2 separate regions of the Homo sapiens genome follow, and region 1 is linked to region 2. The links are chromatin loops, found by intact Hi-C in ENCODE. Cell type or tissue: IMR-90. All regions are shown on one strand. Each heading gives the region's core, and the rest is flanking DNA. Links, peaks and the distances in the headings are about the cores only. Region 1 overlaps CCSER1 (coiled-coil serine rich protein 1). Region 2 overlaps CCSER1 (coiled-coil serine rich protein 1).

Region 1 (16,486 bases), core at 3,024-11,023, 100 kb before region 2:
ATACTTCTAGTGGTCTCTGACAGGAGTCATGGTGGGGCATTTACCCAGACAGAAATTTTTATGTCTGTCACGTGCCTACTGCATCTAAATAAATAAACATAAAAAGTTAAGAATAAACAGTTTACCAAAATTATGGAACAGCTATAAGTAGGAAGTCTGGGTCTTAAATACCTGGTGTCTCCAAAGCCAACACTCTTGCATAAACTTTAAATATTTCTGTTAATCTTAAAATGTTTGCATCATTACAAAATATCAATACTAGCTATTGGGTCATTTTTACTACTTATAAATTCAAAAAATCTTTATTAGGTATCAGATTTTTGTTATTTATCGTCTTAGTATAAACTAAATTCTATTTTGTGTCTCGAAAAGCAATATTTTGTTTTAAAATGTATTATTTGTAGTTGAATTCTATTGACTTGTTGTTTTTGTTTTAACCTTTCTCAGGCTGCAAAGTTGGCTTTCACAGTGCAAGCCTTTGATTCCCAATGGGGGACTCAGGATCAAGACGATCTACCCTGGTCTCCCGGTTGCCAATATTCAGAAGAAGTATTAACAGAAGACATGATTCTCTTCCTTCTTCACCTTCTTCCAGTAATACAGTTGGTGTCCACAGTTCCTCTCCTTCCAGCACTAACTCAAGCTCAGGTAGCACAGGTAAACGGAGGAGCATATTCCGTACTCCTTCCATTAGCTTCCACCATAAGAAGGGGAGTGAGCCTAAGCAAGAGCCTACCAACCAGAACCTTAGTATTTCAAATGGTGCTCAACCTGGTCACAGCAATATGCAGAAACTGAGTTTGGAAGAACATATTAAGACCAGGGGAAGACATTCTGTTGGTTTTAGTAGTTCACGAAATAAGAAGATAACAAGATCTTTGACAGAGGATTTTGAAAGGGAAAAAGAGCACTCAACTAACAAGAATGTCTTTATAAATTGTCTAAGTTCTGGCAAAAGTGAAGGGGATGATTCTGGTTTCACAGAAGACCAAACTCGTCGTTCTGTTAAGCAGTCAACAAGGAAGCTACTCCCTAAATCTTTTTCATCTCACTATAAATTTTCTAAGCCAGTTCTACAGAGCCAATCCATTTCATTGGTACAACAGTCTGAATTCTCATTGGAAGTTACACAGTACCAAGAGAGAGAACCTGTATTAGTAAGAGCTTCGCCATCCTGTTCTGTGGATGTAACAGAACGGGCAGGAAGCTCTTTACAATCTCCTTTGCTTTCTGCTGATCTTACCACAGCTCAGACACCTTCAGAATTTTTAGCCTTGACTGAAGATTCTGTGTCTGAAATGGATGCATTTTCTAAAAGTGGAAGCATGGCATCCCACTGTGACAACTTTGGCCACAATGATTCTACCTCTCAGATGTCCCTCAATTCTGCTGCTGTTACAAAGACAACAACAGAACTTACGGGAACTGTTCCCTGTGCAATTATGTCTCCTGGGAAATATAGGTTAGAGGGTCAATGTAGCACTGAATCTAATTCATTACCGGAAACCTCTGCTGCTAATCAGAAGGAAGTGTTATTACAAATTGCTGAACTACCTGCTACAAGTGTGAGCCACTCAGAGAGTAACCTACCAGCAGATAGTGAAAGAGAAGAAAATATAGGGTTACAAAATGGTGAAACAATGCTGGGGACAAACTCCCCAAGGAAACTTGGATTTTATGAGCAACATAAAGCAATAGCGGAACATGTAAAAGGGATCCATCCTATTTCAGATTCAAAGATAATACCTACTTCTGGTGATCATCATATTTTTAACAAAACATCACATGGATATGAAGCAAATCCTGCCAAAGGTATGCTGATTTTTTTTGTATAACAAATGATATGAATTAATTTTCATTATACTTTATTCAGTTTTCTTATTCCATCTCATGAATGGAAACCACATTTTTCTTGTTTTTCACTTTCGAAATGGTTTCCTATTCATAATTTGTGTTAAATGTTTCCCCTGCTTGATTTTAAACTTACATCAATTGTGTTATGCTGAAAATGTAATTCAGCAATATTACTCATTTTTTCTCACTTATGTTATCCATAACTAAGAAGCAGCCTCTTAGTTACGGTGTTTATTGGAGCACCTTCAGAAGAAAGTGAATGGAAAGTAATTGTTTGCAATGTGGATTTCTCCAAAGTAAGGACTGTCTTTTATAGAGTTTATTATAGAGGCATTGGTATTTCTTATTTAATGAAATGGATATATTCCAGCTAAAATCACTATAAAATTTGTATAATTTAATACGAATTTTATAATTTCCTTTGTTAACTAAGCTTTCATTATTAATTAGGATCCATGTTTCAACATAAATAATTCCTATCTCTAGATACAATAACAGAATTGTAAGCTTAAAAAAACCTATCTTTGGAAGCTGGAGACAGGTTTCAACTCTGCCTCTGACATTAACTAACTGTGCAACTTTGGACACCTTCCCTTTAGTTTAAAAAAAGTGTTAGTATATGTCCATTACTGTAATATGGCTACAGAAAACTTTGTTTTTTTAACATGAAATTCAGTTCAAGAAAATTTTTGAATATATACCACCTGCTGGGCTATCTTTGACATATTTTAATTCCTTTTTCTCTACTATCATTAATGCTACTACTGCTACTAATAATTTTCCCAAATTTGGAAGTGATTATTATGTCCTAGATATTATTCTGTATACTTTATATACATTAATTAAAATGATTGAAATTGCTACTATTATTATAAGCTATTTTGCAGGCAAGAAGATGGGAGCAAAGATAAACTGTGTGTCCACAATCACAAAACTAATAATTCATTTATTGGGATATAAATCCTATGAGGTAGGCTCCTATGTTTCCCATTTTACAAATGTGAAAACAGGCTAAAGAATCATACAGCTGGTAAGTAGTGCAGTCAGATTACAACTCTCTGAATCCAAAGCTCTGGCTCTCCATAACTATGCTTTACTACATGTCATGACTTAAAATATTAAATAAAATTTATGTGACATAATGTCACGAGTAATAGGATTATAAAGTTTATCCATAAACATAGAATTTCAAAGTTTTAAATGCATGAGTTAATTTTCCAGCTGTCTTAATACTTTTCTCATTTGATACAAGATCACTTTTATGCACGTGACCATGTTTGTCCATTTTTGGAACTTTGTATTCTTTAGTCATATATGCCTAGCTCCTTTACCTGTAATATAATCATGAGAATATGATAATGATGATGATATTAATGATGGTTACCCTTTTGTATAATTAATATATGCCCAAAAATGTACTAAGAAGATTGCATGCACTGTTTCATATAGTCCTTATAAAAATTTTGCATGTCATGTTAATAACTAAAATTTATAATAAGTTAAATAACTTTATAGGGTCACATAGTTAGCAAATGATGGACTTGATATTGAAATCCAGGAAGTTTTAAAATTATATAAAAAAGAGATAGAAATGCAATTATCCTGACATATCTAATTCTTATTTAGTAATGATGACTTTCCTCAAAGCCTAATTGAATACTGCATATTTTTCTCTCTCTGGAAATTAGAGAATGATCAGTTATCTTGGAGACTATTACTATGTTGATTGGGATCCTATTTGTAACACAATAACACATTAATTTTGCTGATTTGATAATGTGTTGGCTGTTCTTGGATAAATAAGCTGGTAATGTCAACAAACTAAACTATCCTTTAGTTTTTGAAAATATTCATGTGCTATTTATAAGGATTTTATAATTTTGAAGTTTAAAATTTTAAAAACAGCTAAGTAAATGTATTTTATCCAATAAAGAGTTGCTATAGACACTAACTTTCATAATGCTAAATTTAGTTTGTATTTTGTATGAAATATTTAAGCCAGTACTTTATACACATCTAAGTGTTCTAGGTGTACAATCATGTCAGAACTAATGAGTTATCTGGCAATTTAACTTTTATTCATTGTCTTAAAAAGTTATTTAAAAAGAACTGCTATATATTGGACTAATAGATTCTGGACAGTCTTTAAACTAGTAGATGAGCCTAATTAGAACAATTTTTTCATTTACTCATTCATTCATTCAGCAAATATTTATTGTTTTAACACTATGTTAGGCACTAGGGATGTAGCAATACACAAAACAGGCCTAGATCCCTGCCTTCCTGAGGCTTACTTTCCACTGGGGATACTCAGTTAACATGCTATATATATCAGATGGTGATAACTGCTGAGGGTAAGTTTAAAGCAGAATAAAGGCTTAGGAAGCAGAAGTGGGATTCCAGTTTGCATTTTTAAATGTAACAGGATGATACCCAAGGTAACATATTGGTAAAGGTTTGAAGGAACTTAAATAATAAGTCATACAGATATTTGAGAGAAATATATTAGTGCAAGGTTGTGAGTCAAAGGCTGTGTAGGGCTGGAGCATGCCAGTGATGTACCAGAGCAGCAAGAGTCCAGTGTGGCATGAGCAGAGTGATGGAGGGGAGAGCAGGACATGAGATTGCAGAGGTGAGCAGGTGAACAGGGTGCTCCTCCTGTCCCTGGTTTGGGGACAGAGAGAGCAGTCATATGGGTCATATTATGAAGAATTTGTTATGCCATTTGAAAAACATCACCTTTTGGCTAGAGGAGTGGTGGTGATGGCCCTCACTTATGTTTTAAGTATATGATTCTGGCTACTATGTGGAATGTAGATTGTGTTGCGGGTGGAGAGGCAGATGAGAGTAGGCAGAGGTAGGAGAATTGTAGCAAATATTGCAGTAACCAAGCCAGCATAGATTTGGTCCAGGGTCTTAGAAGGAGAGGTAGAAGGAATCAGATTCTGTATACAGTTTGAAGGAAATAAGGACAGGATTCATTTATGTGATTAATGTGAGCAACGAAGCAACAAAGGATGACTCCAAACGTTTTGGGCTTCAAAGAGATTACATGATTAAGTGAACTAAACTGATGCTATACATTTAAAAGTTTTCTTGTGATAGAGAAACTTTGAATAACACTAAGAGTTTTTCATGATCTTTCAGTGGGACATTTGTAAAAACTACATTTAAATATTTACCTTCATTTTTATTTATTTTCCTTTCCATAGTTCTTGCCAGTAGTCTCAGTCCATTTCGTGAAGGAAGATTTATAGAGAGGAGACTGCGATCCTCGTCAGAAGGCACTGCAGGGAGTAGCAGAATGATTTTGAAACCGAAAGATGGAAATATAGAAGAAGTTAATAGTTTAAGAAAGCAAAGAGCAGGTTCTTCATCTTCAAAAATGAACAGTTTGGTAAGTATATACATATGTCTGCCTCTAATAAAATAATGCTGTCTATATCCGACATGTTCATGTCTCTTGCAAAATGAACACAGACTACAGGATAGACACCTCATATTTGAAGGGAAAATTTGTTTCCATAGTTGACATTACAAGTCAGAGAAACAAATTTTTCACCTAGGTCAGGATGGAGTTCACCATGACAGCTGTCTTTAGTTCCTGTCTTCCTTGCTTCCATGGAAAGTTTGACATTCTTTATTCTAGAACAAGACACTTGAATACAGAAACTAGGGAAAATGCTGAACATGAGGCTCCCCTTTGACACCATTATTTCACATCTTCTCTCCACCATATAGCCCTCCAGAAAATACCCTTTTGTAAATCACACTTACTCCAGTACCACTCTTAGTCCCTGTAGACCCTATCCTCGCTGTCCTCCTGCAGTGCCCTTCCACAAAGGGTGAGGAGTTGGTGTGAAGCTTATGAGGACCAATGTGAAATGCCCATCCAATGCTTGCATACATTGGAGGTAATCAAGATACCCTATTCCTGGTCCAAATTGTAGAGCCTGCTTTTAGTATGAGGGTGGAGGTGGGGTGTGTGGGGAGAGGCATGGTCTGAGTTTGTATGTGTGAACTAGGGTGTCACAGAGGCATTAGTATGAAGCTCCCTCATGGTATGAGATGGACCCAGGGGTGGGAAGAGATGAGGGGCGAACTGCAGCCTTGGGTCCATGTGGCCTCAGGTTTCACAAGTATTAGAGTGTGATTGCCTTTTGGAGATCACTTTGCTCACCTTCTCACAAATGTGTCCTTTTTCAGCAGTGTATTTAACATCTATTATCTAAAAATGTTCCTTAAAATAATCTTTCTACCTACCTATCCATGCATATATGTGAAAAATGCTCAAAAATAAATCACTTATGATATCTCTATTGTTTTACATAATTGGGTTTCAAATGAAAATATTAGGTAATTGAGATCTGATAATTATTTTGTGAAGAAGCCTTAAGTTAGTAAGGTAACATTGTGTGATAGCAAAATCACTGTGCTTGATGTTAGAGGTTTTAATCGTTTTTTTCTGGTGTGACCATTTCTTAATCCTGGGCAAATTTGTAACCACAAAATAGCAAGTGATAATAGGTGTCTTGTTTCCATTATACTAAAGAATGACTATGTGAGTATGTGTTTACATTTGTACATATGGAAACATATATTTCATGCTTCGTTTTGTTCTTTTGTGCATTGGCTATTATATTATTATTGTTGCAGTGGATATTTTTGGTCTAAGTATGAAAATATGTTAAAGCGGATTTCCAATTGATGCACCATTAAAAGTTAGGACTAATGAAGTATTACAAAACATTTATCATCACAACATTTTCAGTATTTCTTCATGGAGAGGCATTTATATTAATAGGGTTACACTATTCAACTTGCTCAAAGTTGTGCCTTTTACATATTCTCTCATATCTCATGTGTTTTTCATACTGCATTTAATTTAAATAATTCTAGTTTGAGACAAGCCTAGGCAAAATATTGAGAACTCATCTCTAAAAAAAAATTTAATAATTAGCTAGAAGTGGTTGCACCTGTAGTTCCAGCTACTCAGGAGGCTGATGTGGGAGGATCACTTGGGTCCAGGAGTTGGAGGCTGCAGTGAGTTATTGCACCACTGCACTTCGGCCTGGGCAACAGAGCAAGACCTGGTCTCGATAAGATAAATAAAAAATAAATAAATAAATAAATAAAATGTAAAAAGTGCTTCTTATAATATCACAAAGTCACTCTTCTCAGATTTACTTTTTTTTTTTTTTTTTTTTTTTTTTTGAGACAGAGTCTCGCTCTGTCTCCTAGGCTGGAGTGCACTGGTGCGATCTCGGTTCACTGCAACCTCTACCTCCCCAGTTCAAGCAATTCTCCTGCCTGAGCCTCCCGAGTACCTGGGATTACAGGCACCTGCCACCATGCACAGATAATTTTTGTATTTTTAGCAGAGAGGGGGTTTCACCATGTTGGCCAGGCTGGTCTTGAACTCCTCCTGACCTCAAGTGATCCACCCGCCTCAGCCTCCCAGCGTGCTGGGATTACAAGCGTGAGCCACCACGCTCAGCCCTCCGATCCGCTTTTAAGATTTAAAACTTAAGAAACAAAAGTGGTTTTGTTCCTTTGAGGCCTTATATTTAAATTTTCAAAAGTGTGCCTGTAGTATTATAGTCTGTCCACTAGATGGCAGAAAGACACCACTGCCGTGGTGGTGGACAGTATATCAGGGTTGGAACAGAAACTTGGTAAAATATTGTACATGTTCATTGGATTTACAGATGAAACTTACTGAAATAAATACTGAAACTTTTGAATTTCCTAAAGAGAACTACCAAAAACTACTTCACGATCTTACCATCTTCCTTTGGATTTTACAAGTTATGTCTCATCTTTCAGTTACTTTACAGTTTATTCATTTTTTATTTTAATTTTTAATTTTTTTAAGGCAGAGTCTCACTCTGTCACCCAGGCTGGAGTGCAGTGGTGCAGTCTCGGCTCTCTGCAACCTCCCCTCCCCGGTTCAAGTGATTCTTGTGCCTCAGCCTCCCGAGTAGCTGGGACCACAAGTGTGTGCCACCATGCCTGCCTAATTTTTGTATTTTTAGTAGAGATGTGGTTTCACCATGTTGGCCTGATTGGTCTTGAACACCTGACCTCAGGTGATCCACTCACATCACCTCCCAAAGTGCTGGGATTACAGGTGTGAGTCACCGCACCTGAGCAGTTACTTCACACTTAATTAATTAATTTAAAATGCATGAAATATGTTTTTTAACTTGTAGCACTGTAAGGAAGAAATGGTAGGGATTATTTAGTTCTAGATACATGTGAAACAAGTGATGTATATTTGGAAAATTGTAGCTGTCTGTGTGAACACTGGCACATTTTCTATATTCCTCTTCCAAAATAATTTAAGCAACTGCATGTATTTAAGAATGTATCCATGGTTCAGTTATTTTATTTTAAAGCAATTATAATAGAAACATGTGTTTTTAATGCTTGTTGGAACCAAGTGACTACTTTTAATGCCTGACATGTATTATCACATTCAGTCCTCACAACAGTACTATCAACTAAATGATTCTGTGGTGATCAAATTTTGCGAAAGAGGAAAATAAGGTACTGAGAAGATAAGCAGGTTGCCTAAAATGACATAGCTCATAAATGGCAGAGATAAGATTTGGATTTGGATCCTTTCTAAGTTCAAATCCTACAATCTTTTGGGAAAATGTATTCGATTTAAAATTAAGTTGAGCCATTTTTCAATTGTTTGCATCAATTTGGTGTAATGAAATTAAAACATTTAAAGCAATCTAACCTTGCTTGCTCTAAGTCTAGGCTGCAGCATTCTGTAAGAGATACAAAAGAGGAAAACAGAAACAAAATTTAGTGCTTAATCTGAACTTAAAATGCGGTCATGTTTCTTGAAATGCTGATGAATAGTATCAATGTCCTTACTGAGAGATATCCCATCAAAAAGGAACTTTGTCACAAAAGAGGATATTCATACTTAGCAGTTTTGTAATACTTCTTTACTCCTAACTTTTAATGTTAGCATTAATGCAGCCCTTCATGTAGTTCATGGGGATTTCAATTCTCATAATAAAATATGGCTCTATTTATTAAGATGCTGAGCATTTCCTGAAAGACCGAAGATATTACCTGATGGATTAGATATAGTTAGATATACCACAGTTCTGTTGTTTTTGTGTACTTCTGGGGTATTTCAATCTGGAAGCGAAAGGACAGGATGTATGAACTCTTCAAACATCAAATGCCGAGAACAAATTGGGATTGGCTTAGGTTTATTAAAGGAATCCAAAGTAAATTTGGAACAATTTGATAAGTGTTCACATTTATTATATTTTTTCAAACCTCTTTATAGTATTTTTCCAATTTTTCTCTAATGAGTAGCTTTCTGAATACATTTCTTGCGATTGTCCAAAAAATTTAAAATGCTGTTCTAGAAAAAAGTTAAAGAACATATTTCTTTAAAGAACTTACTTCAGGAAGTTTCTCTCCAGACTATGGTATATAAATGTATACATGTAAGGATTTCTCATGGGTTCTCCAATGGCTTTACATAGGGAATTCTAACTCTAAATATTTACAAGATTACTCTCTAAAAAAGTTAATGTGAGAGTAGATTCATATATAATGAACAATACAGAAGACCTGGTACCGTTAAAGGAAGGAAAAATGCCTAAGTGGATGAGTCAGGATAAACTTGGCTAAGTGATAAAAAATACCGCTGGGCGTGGTGGCTCAAGCCTGTAGTCCCAGCACTTTGGGAGGCTGAGGCAGGCAGATCACTTGAGGTCAGGAGTTCAAGACCAGCGTGGCCAAGATGGTGAAACCCCGTCTCTATTTGCATTTTGTAAAAATACAAAAATTAGCTGGGCATGGTGGCCAGTGCCTGTAATCCCAGCTACTCGGAAGGCTGAGGCAGGAGAATTGCCTGAACCTGGGAGGTGAAGGTTGCAGTCAGCTGAGATCATGCCACTGCACTCCAGCTTGAACAACAAAGTGAAACTCTGTCTCAAAAATAAATAAATAAAATAAAATAAATAAATAATAACTTCCAAATCTAGCGACTTATATAATATAGATTTCTTTCTCACTTAGGCTACATGTTTATTGTGGAAGGCATTGGGGTTCTGTTCAATGTCTCCTCCTCCTGTATTCAGGCTGTGGAAGCAGCTAACTCTGCAAACATTGCCTTTTACCATGGCAAAAAGAAAGAGATCTCTGGAGGTCCCTGTAATAAAATACTTTGAATTGTGAAACTCACTTTCTTCTGCTCACAACTCATTGGTCAGATCTAATCATATGGCCCAAACTAGAAACAAAAGCAGCCAAGAATAATAATGAGTTTCCTGTATCTAGAGGCGGAGACTTAGGTTTGGTGAACACTTAATGACTCATATTCCCAAATATTTTGTTGTATCCAAGTTCTTTTAATTAATCGAGATTTACTGACTGCCTCCTCTTTCCCTTTTGTCCAGAGTCATTTAATGGGCCCTGACTTTGTGCTTCACACTGTCCTGGTCTTTGTGGTTGAAAAGATGAAAACATCTCTGTAACTGAAGAATTCATATATACTACAGGTTTTATTCTTTAGAATATTCTCTCTTCCTTACTTAAAGGCCTTGAGATGTGTATCTTAAGTGAACTAAGTTTACTTTTTTCCTTGACTCAAGGAATCTTTACTATTTTTGTAAGTATTTATTTTCATTGCACCAAGCAGTTGGTTTTGAAGGTTGCATTATCTTCAGATTACTCAGCAAATGCATTTGCAAAGTTGCCCTGTACTATTTGTGCTAAGTGATTCAGACAACTTTCATTTATGGCCAATTTTACTCTGACACAGCATGTTTTCTTTCATTTAGCATCCTGCTGCTTTTATGTGGAAACTGTGAATGACACAGTAAAAACATAACTGTAGGACTTTGGTAGAAGAACAAATCCGATTTATATTTGATTAATAAGAAGTAGTTAGTTGCAGATCGTTAGCATCTCATATCACATTTAATTTTTTGGTATGTTGAACTGCAGAATTTACTTATTATTGATAATAGTAGAATAATATGACTGTACCCTATTTGAGATAGCCAAACACTTTACTATTCATTTACTTTTCTTCTGGGGCCTGCTGTTTTCTCATTTATTAGCTTATCCTTTATTCATTATAATTCTTCATTTCTTCATTCATTAAAACATTCACAGTTTCTTACAATAAATATTTATTGACAATCTGCTCTGAAGAATCAAAGATGAAAGAGACAGTGCTTGAGGATTTTTGAGTTCCCAAAGGGAGAGATAAGGTTAAACATTATCTTGCCAATACAACAGATTTAACCATTTTGACCATCTCTAAGTTCAGAATGGGTGGGGCATGCTTCATTTGGATTGTGAGCATCGAAATCCAAAGTTAAGAAGAGTTAAAATGGGCACATGAACTCCTGTTTCCCAGCTTTGTCTGTGCCTTATCTCACACACTCAATGACACTGTTAAATATATGCATAACTTTCTTGTGTCTTTTGTTCATTTCTCTAACTGAGACCCAGCTGCTAGTGCTGAGCAGGTTTGCTGAAAGAAAGTTGGGACAGTAAAGAAGAACGTACAAAATGAATCTCATGATTAATATTAAAACAAATCAGTCTCAAAACACCCCACTTGTACAATCCGCCAAGCAAAAGAATCCCACTGGGCTCATTTGGTATATACACCTTCACACTTCTGTTTCACGGCATGAAAGTTGCTCAAGCTTGAAATTAAAAACAAGACAGCCTGGGTGCAGTGGCTCAAATCTGTAATCCCTGCAATTTGGGAGGCCGAGGTGGGCGGGTCATGAGGTTAGGAGATCAAGACTATCCTGGCTAACACGGTGAAACCCTGTCTCTACTACAAATACAAAAAATTAGCCAGGCGTGGTGGCACGCGCCTGTAGTCCCAGCTACTTGGGAGGCTGAGGCAAGGAGAATCCCTTGAATGTGGGAGGCAGAGGTTGCAGTGAGCCGAGATCGCGCCACTGCACTACAGTCTGGGCAACAGAGCAAGACTCTCTCAAAAAAAAGCAAAGATGATAATTAGAAGATCTGATTTTGAAAATTTCTTAATCTTGAAATCCTTAATGAGACTTTCCAGTATGTAAAAATGTTAATGGCTTTGGGGAGTTAAAATAACGATTGCAGTTTTTAGTGTAACTGACTGTTAATAGAATTAAAGCAAATATTGCTTGGTTACAGGGACATCTAATAAAAATGGAAGCCATTAATATTTTTCAGGAAATGGAGCCATATGAATCATTCTCCTCAATTCTTATAAATTTTAAGGAAGAAAATCACAAGTATCACTCATTAAACATGAAATTACATTTGTTGATAACTGGCATACATTTTAGGTTAATAGCCCTAATCCTTTATGCTTTTATTTGTTTTTCCAGTTACTAATCATATTTTCCTTTCAGTACCCTTCTAAATTGTATCATGGACGTAACACTCACCACATAGTTATTTGAATGTGTCTCATTTTACCTGAAAGGTTTCAATCGTTTAAATGGAAGGAGCTGTGTATATACTGGCATTTCTTGCGGTCATTAATATAGCACCTGGTGGAAAAATAGGCATCTAATAAATATGAATAAATTAAAGGTAAAATTTCTGGTTAAATAATGATACATGTTTATATAGATGTGAATTAAGGCTTCTAGTACAAGAATTGTGTGTGGAGTGCTTATGCACAGTTTTGACATTTTAACTTATTATTCAAATATACAGGTATTTCTTATGATGCATTGTCTGATAAAGCTCTGGCTTTTTTGACACTAAATCCTTGATCAGGAAGGCCATACCAATTATGACATTGTTCCAGTGGAAGCACAATTTATTTTAGGATTATCAGCCTTATAGAATGGTTTCTAGGATTATATGAGTACGATAGTTATAAACTGGCCATACAATGAGGACAAGAAATAGTCAAATATTTGTGGTATTCATTAAGCCCATTAAAATATAATATCTTGGTCAAATATGGGTAAGCGAAGATTTTTAAAATCCGCTGCTATTTTATCTAGTCCAGCTCACTTCGTTTCTTATAAGCTTATAGATTCAGAGTTGCCTTTAGAAGCAGGATTGAATAAAAATATTCCATTCATTTTTGTCTTTCTGAACTTTGAGATGAGTCATTTTCATTTAGAAGCTGTCACAATTTGTATGTTTGTTGGGCAAAATTAGTAATAGTTTATTCATACACTTAACTCACTTCTTAAATGATTTAAAGATCGGTTTGAGTAATACTTAGCACCTACATTGTTACCTCTGTGATAACATAATTTAATAATTATTACAGGTACATAATAGGTGGATATATTTATGGGGTACATGTGATATTTTGATACAGGAATGCAATTTATATTAATACTAATCACATCAAGGTAATTGGGTTATCTATCACCTCAAGCATTTATCATTTGTTTGTGTTAGGGACATTCCAATTCCAGGTTTTTGTTATTTTAAAATATACAATAAATAATTTTTTCACTATAGTTACCCTATTGTGCTATAAAGTACTAGATCTTATTCATTCTACATAACTATATTTTTGCATACATTAATGTCCCCCCAACCCTCCAACTCTTTCCAGCTCCTGTTACCCATCATTCTATTCTGTATTTCTGTGACTTCAAATGTTTTAATTTTTAGCTCCTGTATATGAGTAAGAATAGGCAAAATTTGTCTTTCCACACTTCATTAATTTTATTTAAAATAAGGTCCTCCAGTCTCATTCATGTTGTTGCAATTGACAGGATCTCATCTGATTTTTATGGCTGAATAATATTCTATTGTGTGTATGTACCACATTTTCTTTATCCTTTTGCTTGCTGATGGACACTTAAGTTGATTGCATGTCCTGGCTATTGTGAATAGTGCTGCAATAAACATGGGAGTGCAGATATCTCTTTGATATATTAATTTCTTTTTTCCGAGTGCATACTTAGCAGTGAGAAAGCTGGATCATATGGTAGCTGTATTTTTAGTTTTTCAAGGAATCTCCAAAATGTTCTCCATACTGGTTGTTCTACTTTACCTTTTCATCAACAGTGTACAAGGGTTCCCTTTTCTCCACATCCTGTTAGCATTTGTTATTTGCCTGTCGTTTGGATAAAAGACACTTTTTATATGCCTGTTGTCCATTTGCTTGTCTTCTTTTGAGAAATGTCTCTTCAGATATTTTTGCCTATTTTTAAATTGGATTATTTAGTTATCTTTTCTATTGAGTTGTGTTAGCTGCTTATATATTCTGAGTATTAATACCTTGTCAGATGGGTATTTTCTCCCCTTCTGTGGGTTGTCTCTTGACTTTGTTGATAGTTTCCTTTGCTGTGCAGAAGCTTTTTAGCTTGATGTGATCCCATTTTTCCATTTATGCTTTGGTTGCCTGTGTTTTTGAGGTCTTAGTCAGGACATTTTTGCCAAGACCAATGTCTTGGAGAGTTTCCCTAATGTTTTCTTCCATAGTTCCATAGTTTGAGGTCTTAGATTTAAGTGTTAATCCATTTTGATTTGATTTTTATATATGGCAAGAGATAGGCGTGTAGGTTCATTCTCTGCATGTGGATATCCAGTTTTCCAGCACCATTTATTGAGGAATCTGTCCTTTCCTCCATGTATGTTATTGGCACTTTTGTTGAAAATGAATTCACTGTATATGTGTGGATTTATTTCTGAGATCTCTACTCTGTTCCATTGGTCTGCGTGTCTGTTTTTATGATACTACCATGCTATTTTGGTTATTATAGCTTTGTAATGTAATTTGAAGTCAGATAATGTGATTCCTCCAGTTTTATTCTTTTTGTTCATGATGGTTTTGGCTATTCTGGGTATTTTGAATTGTTACATCAAAATTTTAGGATCATTTTTCTATATCTGTGAAGAATGTCATTAGTATTTTGATATGGATTGCATTCAATCTGTAGATTGCTTAGGTAAGTGTGGATATTTTAACAATATTGATTTTTCAGTTTCATCTTCAGTTTACTTTATCAGTGTTTCATAGTTTTTATTGTAGAGATCTTTCACTTCTTTGGTTAAGTTTATTCCAGTAAAGTTTACATATTTTATTATTATTGCTGTTGTAAATGGTAATGCTTACCAGGCAAAGTCTCTTTTTCTCTTCCTTCACTTTCCCCTAAACAGAAGGAGACTCTGTGGTAAGGTGGCCTGGAGCTGAGGGAGGGGTAATGTAAGTACTTCCATTGCCACCACAGCTGGAACTGCACTGGGTCATGCCTGAAGCCAGTGCAGTACTGGGTCTTACCCAAGGTCTGTGACAACTGCTGCATGGCTACCACTGATGTTTACGCAAGGTCCAAATGTTCTTTAGTTAGCAAATGGTGAATCCTGCCAGGTCTGGATCCTTCCTTCCGGGCAGCAGGTTCCCTTCTAGCCCAGGCTGGGTCTAGAAATGCCATCCAGGCGCTGGGGTCTAGAATCAGTGGCTTCAGGAATATGCAGGGTGCTTCATTTTAATGTAGCTGAGCTGGTTACCAGTTGCAAGACAAAATCCTCTGTACTCCTCCCTCTCCTTTCCTCAAGCAGGAGTCTCTCCCCATGCTGCACAGCCTGGAATTGGGAGAGGGGTGATGCAAGGACTCCCTTGGCTGCCACAGGTGTTGTCTCACTGGGTCATGTGTACCCCAAGTCCACTGGCTCCAAGTCCAGTGCAGAACTGGGATTTGCCCAAGGACTGAAGTTCTTGTGACCTGTCTTTCAAAGTTATTTGGGACCCCATGCCACTTTGGTCAGCTGGTGGTGGAGCTAGCTGGAGCTCAGATTCCTACCCCTAGGAGGGAGGATTCTCCTCTGGCAGGAGGGGAAACCTCTAAATGGTTTCTCTGTGAGCACTGGCAGAATTTGGTTCTGTGTTGTGTTCTCTTGTGACAAGACAGCACCGAGTCCCAATGCAAAGCCTCACAATCACTTCACTCTCCCTCCCACAAGCTCACAAATTTTCTGTCTGTGCTGCCAGAGGATGGAGTAATGGTGGTTTGGGCAATGCAACAGTGTCTTTCCTATCCTCTTTTTTTTTTAAATTTTATTATTATACTTTAAGTTTTAGAGTACATGTGCACAATGTGCAGGTTAGTTACATATGTATACATGTGCCATGCTGGTGTGCTGCACCCACTAACTCGTCATTTAGCATTAGGTATATCTCCTAAAGCTATCCCTCCCCTCTCTTCCCACCCCACAACAGTCCCCAGAGTGTGATGTTCCCCTTCCTGTGTCCATGTGTTCTCATTGTTCAGTTCCCATCTATGAGTGAGAATATGCGGTATTTGGTTTTTTGTTCTTGCGATAGTTTACTGAGAATGATGATTTCCAATTTCATTCATGTCCCTACAAAGGACATGAACTCATCATTGTTTATGGCTGCATAGTATTCCATGGTGTATAGGTGCCACATTTTCTTGATCCAGTCTATCATGGTTGGACATTTGGGTTGGTTCCAAGTCTTTGCTATTGTGAATAGTGCCGCAATAAACATACGTGTGCATGTGTCTTTATAGCAGCATGATTTACAATCCTTTGGGTATATACCCAGTAATTGGATGGCTGGGTCAAATGGTATTTCTAGTTCTAGATACCTGAGGAATCGCCACACTGACTTCCACAATGGTTGAACTAGCTTACAGTCCCA
Region 2 (16,486 bases), core at 3,162-11,161:
ACTTCAGCAAAGTCTCAGGATACAAAATCAATGTGCAAAAATCACAGGCATTCTTATACACCAAAGGATTATAAATCATGCTGCTATAAAGACACATGCACACGTATGTTTATTGCGGCACTATTCACAATAGCAAAGACTTTGAACCAAGCCAAATGTCCAACAATGATAGACTGGATTAAGAAAATGTGGCACATATATACCATGGAATACTATGCAGCCTTAAGAAAGGATGAGTTCATATCCTTTGTAGGGACATGGATGAAGCTGGAAACCATCATTCTCAGGAAACTATTGCAAGGACAAAAAAACCAAACACCGCATGTTCTCACTCATAGGTGGGAACTGAACAATGAGAACACATGGACACAGGAAGAGGAACCTCACACACTGAGGACTGTTGTGGGGTGGGGGGAGGGGGGAGGGATAGCATAGGGAGATATACCTAATGCTACATGACGAGTTGATGGGTGCAGCACACCAACATGGCACAGGTATACATATGTAACAAACTTACACGTTGTGCATGTGTACCCTAAAACTTAAAGTATAATAATAATAAAAAAAAGAATTTTGAATGTTAAAAAAAGATGCTGAATCATAAATATAAACATCAAAAAAAAAAAAACCAAAAAGATAATCCATGATGATCAAGTGGTTTTCATACGAGGGATGCAGGGATGGTTTAACAGATGTAAGTCAATAAAAGTGACACACAAGCAAAACAGAATTAAAAACACATATCACATGATCATCTCAATAGAATTAGAAAAAGCCTTTGACAAAATCCAGCATTGCTTTATGATTAAAATCGTCAGCAAAATCGGCATAGAAGGGACATACCTTAAGGTAATAAAAGCCATCTATGACAGACCCACAGACAACATCATACTGAATGGGGAAAAGTTGAAAGCATTCTCCCTGAGAACTGGAACAAGACAAAGATGCTCACTTTTACTACTACTATTCAACATGGTACTGGAAGTCCTAGCCAGAGCCATCAGACAAGAGAAAGAAATAAAGAGCATCCAAATCAGTAAAGAGGAAGTCAAGCTGTCAGAAATAAAGAGCATCCAAATCAGTAAAGAGGAAGTCAAGCTGTCACTGTTTGCTGAAGACATGATCATATACCTAGAAAACCCTAAAGACTCATTCAAAAACCTCCTGGTAAATGAATTTAGCAAAGTTTCAGGATACCAAATTAATGTACACAAATCAGTAGCCCTTCTATACACCAACAGTTACCAACCTGAGAATCAAATGAAGAACACAACCCCTTTCACAATAGCTGCAAAAACATAAAGTAAAATACTTAGGAATATACCTAACCAAGGACATGAAAGACCTCTACAAGGTAAACTACAAACAGTGCTGAAAGAAATTATCAGTGACACAAACAAATGGAAACACATCCTATGCTCGTGGATGGGTAGAACCATTATCGTGAAAAAAACCATACTGCTATAAGCAATCTACAAATTCAGTGCAATTCCCTTCAAAACACTACCATTATTCTTTGCAGAACTAGAAAGAAAAAACCCTAAAATTCATATGGAACCATAAAAGAGCTCACATAGCCAAAGCAAGACTAAGCAAACAAATCTGGAGGCACATTACCCAACTTCAAATTATAAGGCCATAGTCACCAAAACAGCATGGTACTGGTATAAAAATGATACGGGGTGTGAATGTTTAGTTTTTGCTGATTGTATTGAATAATTTGAATAGTTTCATAAATCCTTGTAATAAAGAGTCCTAAATTAATATATGTTCCTCCCTCACGCCTGTAATCCCAGCACTTTGGGAGGCCAAGGCGGGCAGATCACGAGGTCAGGAGATCAAGACCACGGTGAAACCCCGTCTCCACTAAAAATACAAAAAAAAAAAATTAGCCGCGCGTAGTGGCGGGCGCCTGTAGTTCCAGCTACTCGGGAGGCTGAGGCAGGAGAATGGCGTGAACCCGGGAGGTGGAGCTTGCAGTGAGCCAAGATTGCGCCACTGCACCCCAGCCTGGGTGACAGAGCGAGACACCGTCTCAAAAAAAAAAAAAAAAAAAAAAAAAAAAAAAAAATATATATATATATATATATATATATATATCTTCTTCCTAAAAGGAGCAGTAGTACAAATAATGATAGAAATAAAATATGTTTTATAGTGCAGTAAGTGGATATTATTATTTTTATGAAAGCCAGGAAGAACAATTTCAATGAAAGAATGGTATATGAATTCAAAGTGAGTTCCTAAAAGGAGATAGCCTTGAGAGGAAAAAAATTTAAAAATAAAATTAAAAATTTCAATAATTTACCATGATCTTGGCATTATCTAATTTTATTGTTTTAAATTCTAATATAAAGGCTAAGGTTTTCAATTTAAAAGGTTTTAGATTTAAAGGATTTTTTTATTATATTTTCTTGAGTTTCTGAAAAATGTTTTCTGGAAACCATTTTTTGTGAAATAATACACATTATGTTTCAAACACAGGATTATAAGTTTTTTACTACCAGACATTTCTATTTTCTTGTGGTAAAATATTACATTTATTGTTTCTCCTTTAAATAAATAATTTATAAAGCATATATGATCAAGCACAGGGATTTTATGTTAGAAAATATGAGATGCTAGCATTTATACTTTGATAAACTAAAAAGTATATTAGTGACCCTTCACACTTTTTATCTGTCCTCACTTTCTTATTCATGTTTGTATAGTATTGTTTTTGTCACAAATTGAGTCATGCAATATGTTAGCAGCGAGGTTCGTTAGATAAACCTCAGCATATTTTTTTAAAAAGGGGTTTTAATGATATTTACTAGCATTTAATATTTCAAAGACTTGACCTTGAAATATTCAAGGTCAATATTTCAAATAAGTTCCCTTGAAGTTTTCTTCACAGTGAAGTATATGTTATGAACTATACAATTTGTCTAAGGAAAAATACCAGCAATACATTTTTGTTTGTTTTTCTTTATGTAGTTTCACATTTGTTTTGAGGATATTTTTCTATTCACTTATGCATCTTGCAAAATATTTATAACACAGATAAAATAATAATCATTTAAGGAAAACAAAGTAACCAGGATATGAAAAAAAATAAGATGAGGCTATGGATAAGGTTAAGGCACAAAAAGTTTACTAGTGTTATGACGGTGAATTGAAAATGTTATTTTGAGTGTCCTATTAGCATGTATGAAGAAAGAAAATCAGTTGAAAAATCAAAATATATATCATCAATCATTCAATCAGTGAATGTATTTTCTTAAATAAAATAATTCTTGTTCCTAAGAACTGAAATGTATTTTGCTCACATGTCTTCATAAGGTGCACATGATTTGAATCGGGAATAATTTGCTTAGCAACCCCCTTCAGTACAAGCTGAGACATCATGCTGCCAGTTCAGTATTAACAGTTCTAAACGGTGCCACGTCAGTGTGGCAAAAGCTTGGAGCCTTATAAGGAACGTACTTAATTCAAAATAAAATCGATTAACTTTTTTTATACTTTGTATTCCTCAAATAATTTCAATATGGAAATTAGGTAAAGTAAATATTGTCAAGAATTTTAGTCAGACAGAAAGTAATTACCATAAAGCTTAATAAAATATCAGATATTAAGCAATGTTATTTCCTGATGAATCCTCTGAAATGAGCTGTTGATGAAAGATAACCACTGGGTAACAAATAAGACAATTTTGCAAATGGCTGTTATCAAATAACTGGTTAAATATTAAGCAATGCATATTCTAAATAAGAATTTGGGTTTGTGTTTTGGAATACTTAATCTTTAGCTATTTAATCCATGGTAAACTAAAACAAGGTCCTGTTTCTATTTCGGCTACTCATAGGATTATCTTCGTAGTGGCAGAAGCTGATGGGAAATATGCACCTGGGTAATGAGAGTGATGCATCATAATTAAATGAATTAAAGTTAAAAGAGGGCTAAAACACATTTTAGTGTTACCCATTTGGAGTATATTACTTACAATACTGTTTCTTTAATTCTTACCCTGACTTCTGTGTTAGTACTGGGGTAGGTTGTACATAATCATTGGCAATTTATAGCTGGAGATCTCAGTTGATGGGAGTAGAACTAGCAGTGGCTTCAGGGTAGGGAAATGGAGAGATGATCAAAAGATACAAACTTTCAGTTGTAAGATGAGCACATTCTGAGGATCTAATATACAGCATGAATGGTGAGGGATGTGTTAATTAATTTGTGGCTATCACTGCACAATATGTACGTATATCAAATCATTACCTTTTTTTTACCTTGACTATATTCAATCTTATTTATCAATTAAATATTTTAAAATTCATAAAGTTAAAAATAGGTTGATGGAAAGGAAAATTGAATGCCTATAATGAGCCAGTCTCTTTTTGTAAACCCTCTCAACTTAATCCTCACAATAACTCTGAGAGAAAATTGCACCTTAATGATTCATTCAAAATAAAGAAACTACAAATTAATATCAAAAGAGAGCAGGCATTTTAAAGATAGGCATATCCAAGTTAGAATTCCAGCTCTGCCCACAGTTGCTTTCAACAAATGATATTTCTGAGCTCAGTTTCCTCATTTGTAAAATGACAATAATTATGTCTGTCTCAAAATATAATCCTATCTAAATGAGTGACATGCAAAGTTCTATTCTCAGTTGCCCAAAATAGGGTAAGAGCCCAGTACAAGTTGGTTACCATTCTTGAAATTTTAGACAGTTTTAATTCCTTGTTAAAGACGTTGTCCCATTATTGGTTATTTTTTGTAGACCCTAGTTTCTTAATGTTTTATCATTATTATAAATTATTTTAAAATGTGCTTTCTGATTTAAATGTTATTATCTAAATTTTATGTAACATTTTAAGTGATAATTTACTAGTACTAAATATTCAAAAATCAAATAGGACACTTTGCTTATAATAGGTGGTATATTTCTTTGTGTTAAAACCAGTGCATTTACCATAAAAAAGAATGAGTTCATGTTCTTTGCAGGGACATGGATGAAGCTGAAAACCATTATTCTTAGCAAACTTAACACAGGAACAGAAAACCAAACACCACATGTTCTCACTTATAAGTGGGAGCTGAACAATGAGAACACGTGGACACACGCAGGGGAACATCACACACCAGGGCCTGTCAGTGGGTTGGGGGCAAGAGGAGGGAGAGAATTAGGACAAATACCTAATGCATTCAGGGCTTAAAACCTAGATGACGGGTTGATAGGTGCAGCAAACCACCATGGCACATGTGTGCCTATGTAACAAACCTGCACCTTCTGCACATGTATCCCTGAACTTAAAGTATAATAAATATAAAAAAAATTTAAAAAAACCAATGCATTTAAATGCATGAACTTTTTTTCTGGTTGTTAGTCAAATGTCCAAATTGCCATAGCATATTTAAAATAGAAATTTATTTGAAAAAGAATAAATTTCTATTTTAAATACCTTAAAAATTATTAACCATTAATATTAACCATTAATCATTAATACTCAAAGAGAAATTATGGCTGTTACTTTGTATTAAGGTTGATATTTACAATTTGCAGAAGAGTTTTTAAATTAAATTAAAAATATATCTTACTTATTTAATGTTTTTGGATAAAAAGAATGTAATGGTCATTTGGATGATAGAATGAAGATATTTTATGTTGTTTTGGTTATTTATTTAGTATATTAGATCTGAAAACACCTAGGGCAGTGTCTCTTGGTATATATCCAAAGGAAAATGGGGAAGTAATGGCCCAATGATATCAATGAGGAATTAATTGCGTAGTTGCTAAATTATTTTGAGTTTGATGAACAAGCAATATAAAAATTCTGCAGTGAGTTAGGAACTCCTCCTGTGCCTATTAATTAGGGAGATAATTTTTGTTATTAATTTTTAATGAATAATAGTACAGCAGAGCAGAGATGAAACCCTAGTGGTTTTCCTAATACGAATGGTAATGTACAGAGAATTGCAACAACATTCACACAGGGAAAATTATAGAAATCAACTATAAATTTCTACAAGCTCTGATGTGTCTTGGTCAGAAAAAGTGTGTCTAAAGTATTTTTAATCTGATTATATAAAACTAAGAAACATACAGCACTTAATTTTTGAAGTATAACATAATGGTTAAAAATATGGATGCTGGCTCTGGAATTAGACAAATCTCAACCACCAGCCAGGCTATGTAAACTTGAGCAAGTTATTTAATCTTTTGCAGCTTTTCTTCTTCATCTGAAAATGGGCGCGATGATGTATCTACCTCATAAATTTGATGGAGAAACAATAAGTTAAAGCTTTGTAGAATATGCAATCTCATGTCCAGCATATATATTTTTAAGAACTACTGCTAATACCATTTTAAAAATATGCATGTAAAATGTGATATACCTGTATGTAGGCCAATCAGCATCTGATTCTGACAGATTTAGTGATCTTTCCAGTCTCTATTAGTGGAAAATCTTAACATTTTTAAATATAGAATTTCTCAAATTTTAAGTATAGAATGCCACAGCACATGCAACTAATTTTTATCATTTATTTCTAAGCTTATAAAATTATAGCACTAAATAAAATAATGGGATAATAAATAATATTTATTGAGTCTAGGTGCCAATTTATGAGGTAAATAACATCACTTTCTCATTTGAGAAAGTTGGAGCTTTGAGTGATAAAGCATTATAGGAATAAATATCCCAGCTAGACTCAAACATGGTATTTCTGACTCTGAGGCTCTGTAATTAGCCATTTTGATTCTGTTGACTAATAAAATTAATTCATGTAAAATGTTAAAATCACATGTTCACTGAAGCATTTGTTTTAAACTGACCTTCTGTTCTAATAGCTTTTTAAGTTATGGGCATCACTTAATATATATTTGTCTTTGACTTCACCTAAGAAGTTGGAATTAACTATGTTTATTTATTGAAGCATATACATTGTGCTGACCACTGGCCTGGGCACTTTGTTGTTTCAGGTTTTGCTTTAGTTTTAAGCTATAATTTCTAAGCATTTTGGATTATCTAATTTAATCCTCACAGCAATTCTCAGAAAGTGTTATCATTCTCTCTTCATAGATGAAGGAAGAGAAACCCAGAAGAGCACTGTTATTTGTGCATGATTACAGAGCTATTCTTGGGTTTCAATTATGCCTATGTGGCTTTGATACCCACTTACTGTTTCCACTATAAAAGCTCTCAATGATGTTTAGTTACTAGAAGGAGCAGTTATAATAGCGTTTCCAAATTTTCTATTACACTACAATTTTGATAACACTTTAGTGAGGATGAAATTGTGATCTCAGTTGTCACTTTGTGTGTTTCATCAGCAGATCCTATTACTCTGTATTTCTACTTCAAAAGGGATACAATACCTGTTATCTGCTTGGTTGCCATTAGATGGCAATCTTGTTCTTCTAACGATGATAGTAATCCTGTCATACATTTGTATTCAGCTTTATAGTTTACAAGCTATTTCAAATATGTTATCTCATCAAATTATCACAGTAACACTCTGAAATAGATGTTAATATACATCAAGTACAGTGGAGGGAGCAAATACTCTGGTTAAAGAACTTATTCAGCCAGTATTAACCTAGATCTTAACATTAAATGGCAGTTTCTTTTAACTGTTTTTCTAGACCTTGATGCTTCTAATTTTATGTACAGTTCTAATATACTTGGTTATATGTTTTCCAAGGCACTGAAAATCATAATAACATCTTAGAAGAGGAGAGAGAAGAGGAGAGAGAAGCAGCAGGGAATGAAGTATTGCTGTATTACAATGTGGCACACCATTACTTTTTAAAAACTATTATTGTAGTTCTTAATCATCAAGAAAAAATACATTCTGCATTATTCTGAGATGGAGAGCTGTATAATTCACTTTGGAAATATATCTAAACTCTTATTTATTCTTTAATTTATTGAATGAAAATAAACCCTCAGTTCTTCATATGCTTTAACTATCCAGGAAGTGTCATTTTATAATGATTCCCCATGGCAAAAATGTGAATATACCTTAAACTTTTTATATGTTTTTTATGTTTTTCCCCATATTCTTTCCCCAGGTTCTTGCAAAAGACTACTTAGATATAAGGATAGCTGTGCGAAAGGCTTTCCTAATTGTCGTACTTGAAAAAGCAGTAATTTATAGTCTACTAATTGAGTATGGGGACCATGATATTCCTTAAACACAAGACTATATAATTATCGATAATACATTTTTAGTGTAGATATTTCAAAATTTAATATTTTTTATTAGCTGTTTTTGCTCGACCAATTTACAAATTGACCAATTGATTAATTCATTAGTTTGATACATTCTTTTACACTCCCATTAAAAAATATTGAACTTATTAATTAAAATAGTAACATTCACCTGGGTGCACTCTTTTCATACTCTGTGTTAAATGATGTACTTAAGTGACAGAATAATGTTCTAACTGGGAGAGAATTTTAGAAGTAGAAGCTCCTCCTACTTCTTCTCCTATGAATATTAATAGTTTTAAATGTTTTGTTCAGGGTCACATAGTTTGCTTGTAATAAAGAGATGACTCTTAAGTAAGAAATTGACTAGCTCCATGTAGTAAGATGGCAATTATTTGATTTTTATGGTAGTTGCCAACAGACTAAATCATTTGCATTTCCTGATTTAAAAGTGCTTCTGCCTATCTATTTTGCCTTTCAGACTTTGCTATATTTTTAAGAGGATTGCTTCAGTGACAAAGAAGGCTTTTAGATGGAACAGTTTTCTAAATCCAATCAACAGTAGCTGAAAAATGTTTATACATCCTGACCTAATTTAGTATTAAATAACAACAATTTTAATGAAGTCATAGTATTTACTTGTAACCTGCTATTGTAGCATTTCCTACTGACATAAACTCTCTTCTGCTGCACAAAAGGGCAGTCAATGGCCCAAGTTCATTAGAGGATACAGTCAAAAGAAAAGATGTATTTCATTCGGCATGGTTTTTCTGGTGCAATTAGAAAAGAAAATATGTGTCTCAATATAAAATTTCATGGCCTCTTACAATTATGTGGTGACATCTCCATACAATTGCTTGAATAATGCCAGGAACATCAGCTGTCACTATCAAAATGAACAAGTAATTAAGAAAGCAAACGCTGGTCTTTCTTCTAAAGGAATAGAATATTTATGTATTTAAAGTTGTTCACCAACAAGAAAAATAACCACTGACATGAAACATAATTTCCTATCGTGCCTGAGGCAGAAAAGAGAAATAATAATGAAGATTCACACAATTACAACAAATTAGGTTGCAATTGTGCATACTAAAAACAATTATAGACTTTCTATTCATCAGGTCATATGATAGCATCTTATCTCTTTTATTTATTTTCTGATACTCTATCTTATTAATCACATTTTCTAAAAGCTTATGATGGAATTGGGAAACTCTTACTCTTATCAAGACCACATTTTCTGTACCCTTACATCATAACGTGCTAGCATAACCTAAAGTAGGCTAAGCCTTGTCTGGATAGTAGAATGATAGTAGATCTGATTGAAGCCATAATAGTGTTAAATGCTGGCTCTTCAACCTTTTGATAAGACAGTGTTCAGTTTATTGTTTACTGAGGTAAGGGAAAAACGCTACCTTGACTGAATTCTGGTAGTTTTCTGTAGAGGAAAGTACAAGATAGGATTTACTGAGAGTATGAATGTGGTTTAAGGCAGATGTTTCAATTGAAGGGTTTGTTTGAATTGGATAAAAATAATGATTTTTTTATCCTTATATCTATGTAGTCTTTTGCAAGAACCTGGGGAAAGAATATGGGGAAAAACATAAAAAGCATATAAAAAGTTTAGAGTTGTAGGATTGGCGGAAACAGTGAGGGGAGGATTTTAACATGAAGAATTTAATGACTCTTAGGGGTTGAACTCTCTGTTGATGCTTTTTATTGAAAAATTGGTGGGTCTTTGGGGACAGTCAGTGGTGTAAAATGTTTTGGAATTGTTAGGGTACACCAAAAAGACAATAAAATAGGAAAGTGATGTTAAAGTAGACAGTCTGCTGTTTGTGGGTTGGTGGTTTTGGGCCTCAGTCTCCCTACTGAGGGAGGGAGAAGGATAGAACATTTTTAACTAAAGGCATAATCAATCCAGATTTTCACTAATGTTTGAGGTGTTACAATCACATATCAGATTTCTAGGGCTCATTATCTCAAATGTCCATGAAAGTCAGTTTTTTCCTCTTGAATGACCTTTTTCTTTGTTGGAGAACTTGACAGGGCAGCAGATGTGCAAAGTCATTTAAGACTCTGGAAATCACATCTCTGAACACAACAACACAAATAGAAGGATTATTATCAGGGTTTGTGTCCACTCCTTGGCCAGTGGCCAAGAGTGCTCAATTCAACAACGGAATAAATTTCATCCCTATTCTGAAGAGCCCATAGAACCAGACACATGATCCTCCAGCACTTTGGGAGGCTAGGCTGGAAAATTGCTTGAGCCTAGGAGTTCAAGACTAGCCTAGACAATATAGAGAGACCCTCATCTTTACAAAACATAAAAGAAATTATCCAAGCATGGTGGCATGCACCTGTAGTCCCAGCCAGTTGGGAGGCTGGGGTGGGAGGATCGCTTACACCCAGGAAGTTGAGGCTGCTGTGAGTCATGATTGCACCACTGCACTCCAGCCTGGGCAACAGAGTGAGTCTCTCTCTCTCTCTCTTTCTATAAGATCAATGTCAAGTCATAGAGACCCTGTTTCGAAAACAGAAAAAAAAACACCAAACGAACAAACAAAAAAACACCAGATATGGGATTCTTAACCAAATTACCTAATTTTCTGCTATGTTTATTTTTAGGCAGGCGACTTTGGGTAACATTACAGAAGCATCTTCAGGCTGTGTCTCAAATGGATATTCGGGATAAGGTTTAGATGGAAAGAAATCTCTCATGAACTAAAATATTTTCAAACTTTGTCCCAAGTGCAGTACACTCTCAACAGCCTCAAAATGACAGGGTAAACAGGAGCATTACTGAGAGATGGATTAAATCAGCTTATCGTTGTAAATTCTTCCATATTCGATAATGATGACTTGGGAAGTCTCTTTTGTTTTCTCCTTGTGAGATTTTGTCTACTTATTGAACATCAGTATATGCACTGAAAGATCTAGTTTTTTTCACATATCTTGGCATCAATAGTAACTTGGGCCTGCTCCCATATGTAGAGCATTCATAGATCAGAAAATAATTAAAATATATATTATTTGGTGTAAATAATGATAAAAATATTGAATGAAAATGGAAATAAAAATTATCAATTTTACCAGGTGGTTCTTTTTATTTATTTATTTATATTTATTTATTTTGAGATGGAGTCTTGCTCTATTGCCAGGCTAGAGTGCAGTGGCGTCATCTCGGCTCACTGCAACCTTCACCTCCTGGGTTCAAACGATTCCCCTGCCTCAGCCTCCTGAGTAGCTGGGACTACAGGCGCGTGCCACCATGCCCGAATAATTTTTTGTAGTTTAGTAGAGACAGGGTTTCACCATGTTGGCCAGGATGGTCTCAATCTCCTGATGTCGTGATCTGCCTGCCTTGGCCTCCCAAAGTGCGGGGAATACAGGTGTGAGCCACCGCTTCTGGCTCCACCAGGTGATTCATTTTCTTTTTTTATTAACCTCCGCCTCCTGAGTTTAAGTGATTCTTCTGCCTCAGCCCCCTGAGTAGCTGGGATTACAGGCAAGAGCCACTATGCCCGGCTAACTTGTTTGTATTTTTAGTAGAGACGGGATTTTACCATGTTGCCCAGGCTGGTCTTGAACTCCTAACCTCAGGTGATCCGCCTGCATCGGCTTCCCAAAGTGCTGGGATTACAGGCGTGAGCCACTGCACCAGGCCTAGGTGGTTCTTTTTTAATAACACATTTTAATGAATGAAATATTGGGCTGGGCGTGGTGGCTCACGCCTGTAATCCCAGCACTTTGGGAGGTCAAGGTGGGCGGATCACCGGGTCAGGAGATCGAAACCATGGTGAAACCTTGTCTCTACTAAAAATACAAAAAATTAGCTGGGCACAGTGGCGGGCGCCTGTAGTACCAGCTACTCGGGAGGCTGAGGCAGGAGAATGGCGTGAACCCGGGAGGCTGAGGTTGCAGTGAGCAGAGATTGCGCCACTGCGCTCCAGCCTGGGTGACAGAGCAAGTCTCTGTCTCAAAAAAAAAAAAAAGAAAAATTCACAGTATTTTATTTTTTACATCTATGATATTGATGTGTTAATAAGGTGTTTTAGCATTGATTAGCAACTTTTTTTTCTTTAAAGAGGTACATAAAATGTGCGTCTTGCAAGTAATGCTGTCTTAGTTCCAAAAATATATTTTAGATAAGAAATACAGGAATCTGAAAAATCCATAGGGGTGATTTATTAATTCATGTATCATTGCCTTCAGATCTTGTCCATATAAAGAATTGTGAACAGCCTCCATTTCTCATTATACATCCTTAATAGAATCATGTTTGCTTTTTTGTTTTATTTTCAAAGGTAAAATATGTATCATCCTCAGTATACCGCTAACTATAATACTCATATTTCTTTACATGCATACATGAATTATATGGCAAACTTTATTGTTTTATGCCTATAGATGCATTTATATATGTAGATTTTGTCCAATCCCTACTTACTATGATCTTCACTATTCTCACATATAAGATACTACACTTGAGAGAAGCTTTGATTACTAAGAATTACATTACTCATAGTCTACATTTTTATACCCCTGTGAAACTAGAAGAAGCCAGCTTCAACCATCCCTTAGAATGATTGTCTCCAAAGTCTACTTCCAGTTCAGTCCTCTTTCCTGATGTGCACATACATGTATTTCATGGCCTGCTAGCAATTTTATCGGATGTCAATTATATGCATCAGATTTAACAGATCCAAGATTAACTTTATTCTTCCTGCCCATAACTTTGTTTTTGCTTCATATTTATTTCCTCTTTTGTGAATAGCACCAACATCAGTGCTGACTTCAAAATTTGAAACCAGGTGTCACTAGTTTTAACGGATTCTACTTTTTACCTGTTCTTAATTCTCACATTTCTTTTTATAATTTTTGTTTTAGTCTTTATTCAGGCCATCGTTTTCCTCTAACTAACTTTATGTGATCCAGTTGGTCTTTTACGGCCCTTGGTCTGGCATCAGTGTCCATTAGTGCCATCTTTGTTGTTTTTTGTTTTGTTTTGTTTCTTCCTCTCATTCTTCATACAGAACTCAGAGCCCCTCTCAGATTTTATCTTTTAACCCACTCTATAAAAACTTTCTATCATATAAACACTTTCATGATTAGTATTTATTTCATTTTAGATTTTGGAGTGATAGGGAGGAATCACCTGGTGCAGGTAAGAGCACAGCAGTTGAAAATGCATGAAGGAGAGAGAGAGAGAGAGAGGAAGAGAGAGACAGAGAGTATTCAAGAGTTTCATTTTGTTATCTCTTCTGGACTTTACTCAGTTTCTTCCTTGTAGCCATGTTCTTTTCCAAATTTTGAGCACTTTGAATTCTTGCTTTTCTTAATTCAAGCAATGTACATCTATAGTCAACTTTCAGAGCTAAGTGTAGACTGACTCAATGAGCCCAAAGGCACAGTCTCCGCCATCAAAAATAGCTTAGCAGAGAATTTTCTCAACAAAAGCAGGTCTTTCCCAAATGGATTTTCATAACAGCTGCCAGAGTAATAATCTAGCCTCTATCTCCAGTTTGACCTCTTATCATCCATTCTCTGTATTGTCCACAAGGTGTGCTGACCCACCAAACTGATCTTGATCATTAACCTATTTAAAAGTCAATATTACCCATTACTTTCATTATAAAATCTGATTTTGTTGGCAGAGCTTACAAAGTTCTCAAGCTTCAACACCACCACTTTTTCTACACACTAAACTTGACTTCCAGCAAATATTTATTGAAGATTTACTGTAGGCCCTAGGATTCTAGTAACAAATAAAGCTGTGCAGCATACAGTCTAATGGAAGATTCTATTTTTTTTAAAAAAAAAACGTTAATGAAGAAAAGAGCAGTATGCAGGACATAGCAGTTTTGGTGGTAAGAAAAGACATCCTAGAGAAGTGACGTTTTTCCATGAAGGATAAGTGGGTATTGATAAAGTGGCATGGTGCCAGAGATGGTTTAGAAACTTGGAACTCTTCGTGGAAAGTGCGATACATGGTAGGACTTCACAGAGGCCCAACATTCCTTGGCAGAGTAGGGAGTCAGTGGCATCAGATGAATGACGAATGCAGCACATTCTTTCTCATCTATAAAATATTTCAAGTGCTGATTTCTTACCCTGAAATGATCTCTCTTCATTTACAGTTATATCACTATTCAACTAACAAAATAGAGCTGATACTCATTGATTTATTTGAAGTATTAATATTTGTCCATGAGGAAGAAAGTATAATACTAGGCAATGATGATCAGGGCTAAAATAATGTATTATATTCAGGGGAAAGAGATATTTCTGTGGGCCGCATTAGGTGGGATAGGCCTTAGAAGGGGTTGTACTTGAACTATAGTTTAATAAATTGCAATAGAGGTTGGGGGAGTGGTGACATATTTTATGAGCAGGAATCAATATAGGGAAAAGACTGAAGGAAAAATTCCCCAAGTGTAGCTGAAAAACAATAGAAGGTGGTACCAACCTTTAAAAGCCGAGATTTCTTAGGAATCATGTATAAAAATTTAAATTTCATAATTCTTTGTCTGTTTTTTCTTAAATAGAAACAAAATACAGCTTTGTTTATAACTTGTGATATGAAATAAAATACTGAGTATGTAAATATTTGAATAATTAAAGAGTTTGTTCTTCACAATTATATGACTCTATTCTCTATATCAGTAAAAGCCATCATCAAGTTATTAAACAGAAGTGATAGCTCTATGAATTGGGAGCTGGCAATATGCTTTTCTAAATAATGCTCTACTTTATTTCTACTAGAATAGGCTTCAAGTTGTTCTGAACCATTTTCTCAATGAAAATACTGAACAAAACTTCTAGATGATTCTTCTAAAAAGTCTTTAAAAATGTGTGTTTATAGGATAAGAAAATGATATATCTGCAGGAAATGAAAATAAATGTTAAATAGGAATCCTTAAAAGTAAATACTTATCAAAGACAGCTTCCTTTCTAACCAGATAGTAGCCAATTTATAAACGTTTAGAGACAATTTTGTGTGTCTAATAGCCAAAACTGTATTCATGTGTTTTTCCCTAGTGGAAACTAATATAGATAGTTTTCCTAGCTCAGTCACTTAGTTCTTCCAGGAATTTTTGGTTTGATTTGTAACTAACATTGGAGAATTCGGACAAAAATTATTAAATTATGTTAAAAAATAATAGTTTAGGAAAAGAAGAGACATTAGATATATTTCTTGTCTTACACTCTTTATATGAGGAAATTAAAATCATGTTACTGATGGTACATCACTAAGTACCATCTAACTGGCAAATAACAGAATATAAAATGGAAGGATTTGAAGGAATCTTTTGTTTATATGTTTTTAAAAAATTAATAAATATTATAAATATAAAAATTAGTAAAAGCTTTGTTAAGTGATTATGACTAAAAGTAATATACTACAAGGCCCTTCTATGGCACTGTTTAAGAAATTTGTCATTCACTATCTAATTGTTGTTGTCAAAAGCTATAGTGATTATTTTCATGAAACATCATGGAACAATCAGTGGAAAGAAGAGTACAGTTTTAATGTAGTTTTATGCAAGCGTATTTCTTTAGCACCTCTATGATCTTTAGAGAATATGCACATGATCAAATGTAGATCTAAAATTCCACGTGTATTTTAAATTTTATTTTAATTATATTCAGTAATATATATTTATATGTGCTAATTTTGAACTTAAAGGCATGATGAAATTTTTATTCTAGAATAAAGCAAAACTATACTCTTAATGATTAGAATGCAATGTTATTCAGCCCTATTTTGTAATCTAGCTTTTATTATAGCCATCAGGAACAGAAACTCATTTCTGTAAGCAGCATACCTATGGTTTTGTTATATTAGCTGGATCTTTTATTATTGATGGGTCCTGCTTGACACATTTTGTAGATAATATGCCCATAGGTTCTGAATCAAACAAGTGTTATAGATTGATGTGCTAATCTAAGTTTTATCTTTTCTTTTTCTATTTTCAGTAGTCCTCAGGAAACCAATATATCTGCTAAAAGTATAAAAGCTTTAGCCTATTATGAAAAATGCAGATTTGTTTTATTATGCAGAATTTTAAAGCTGAATCTGTCCTTTTTATTTTCCTCCTTCTACATTACCATCTTTCCCTGACCTTTCTCTTTTTCCCTCTCCAACAACATCAACAAAAAGAAAGAAAGAAAGAAATACTTTGATGCATTTAATAAGTAACAGAATTCTGTAGGAAAATACATACAGTTAGACCTTGAACTACTCAGGGTTGCCAAACCCCCATGCAGCTAGAAATCCATGTATA

What was found. Hi-C counts contacts between places; a loop is a spot of excess contacts. Peaks named below come from ENCODE experiments on the same cell type or tissue, not always from the same donor. Only the 100,000 strongest peaks of a DNase experiment are listed, where the experiment ranks them.
Region 1: it touches region 2 in a loop (9-fold over the local background); 6 of 110 quality-filtered maps call a loop at or near these places.

The regions. Positions count from the first base shown.
Region 1 is chr4:90,307,797-90,324,282 of GRCh38, forward strand. CCSER1 (coiled-coil serine rich protein 1) reads left to right here. Exons shown (of 11, transcript NM_001145065.2): 2 at 448-1,812; 3 at 5,067-5,251. The coding sequence starts at 489. Among named protein-coding and RNA genes, the nearest start is that of CCSER1, 190 kb to the left of the region's middle. RefSeq lists enhancers at 7,187-7,546, 7,282-7,576. In IMR-90, for the core only: a CTCF peak has its summit at 7,478 (motif pointing right); DNase peaks (open chromatin) are centred at 7,455, 9,505, 10,145 and 10,585; H3K4me3 peaks cover 169 bases; H3K27ac peaks cover 1,594 bases; H3K27me3 peaks cover 224 bases.
Region 2 is chr4:90,411,912-90,428,397 of GRCh38, forward strand. All of the region lies in intron 4 of CCSER1 (coiled-coil serine rich protein 1), which reads left to right. Among named protein-coding and RNA genes, the nearest start is that of CCSER1, 290 kb to the left of the region's middle. In IMR-90, for the core only: a CTCF peak has its summit at 7,377 (motif pointing right); no DNase peak of the experiment used is centred there.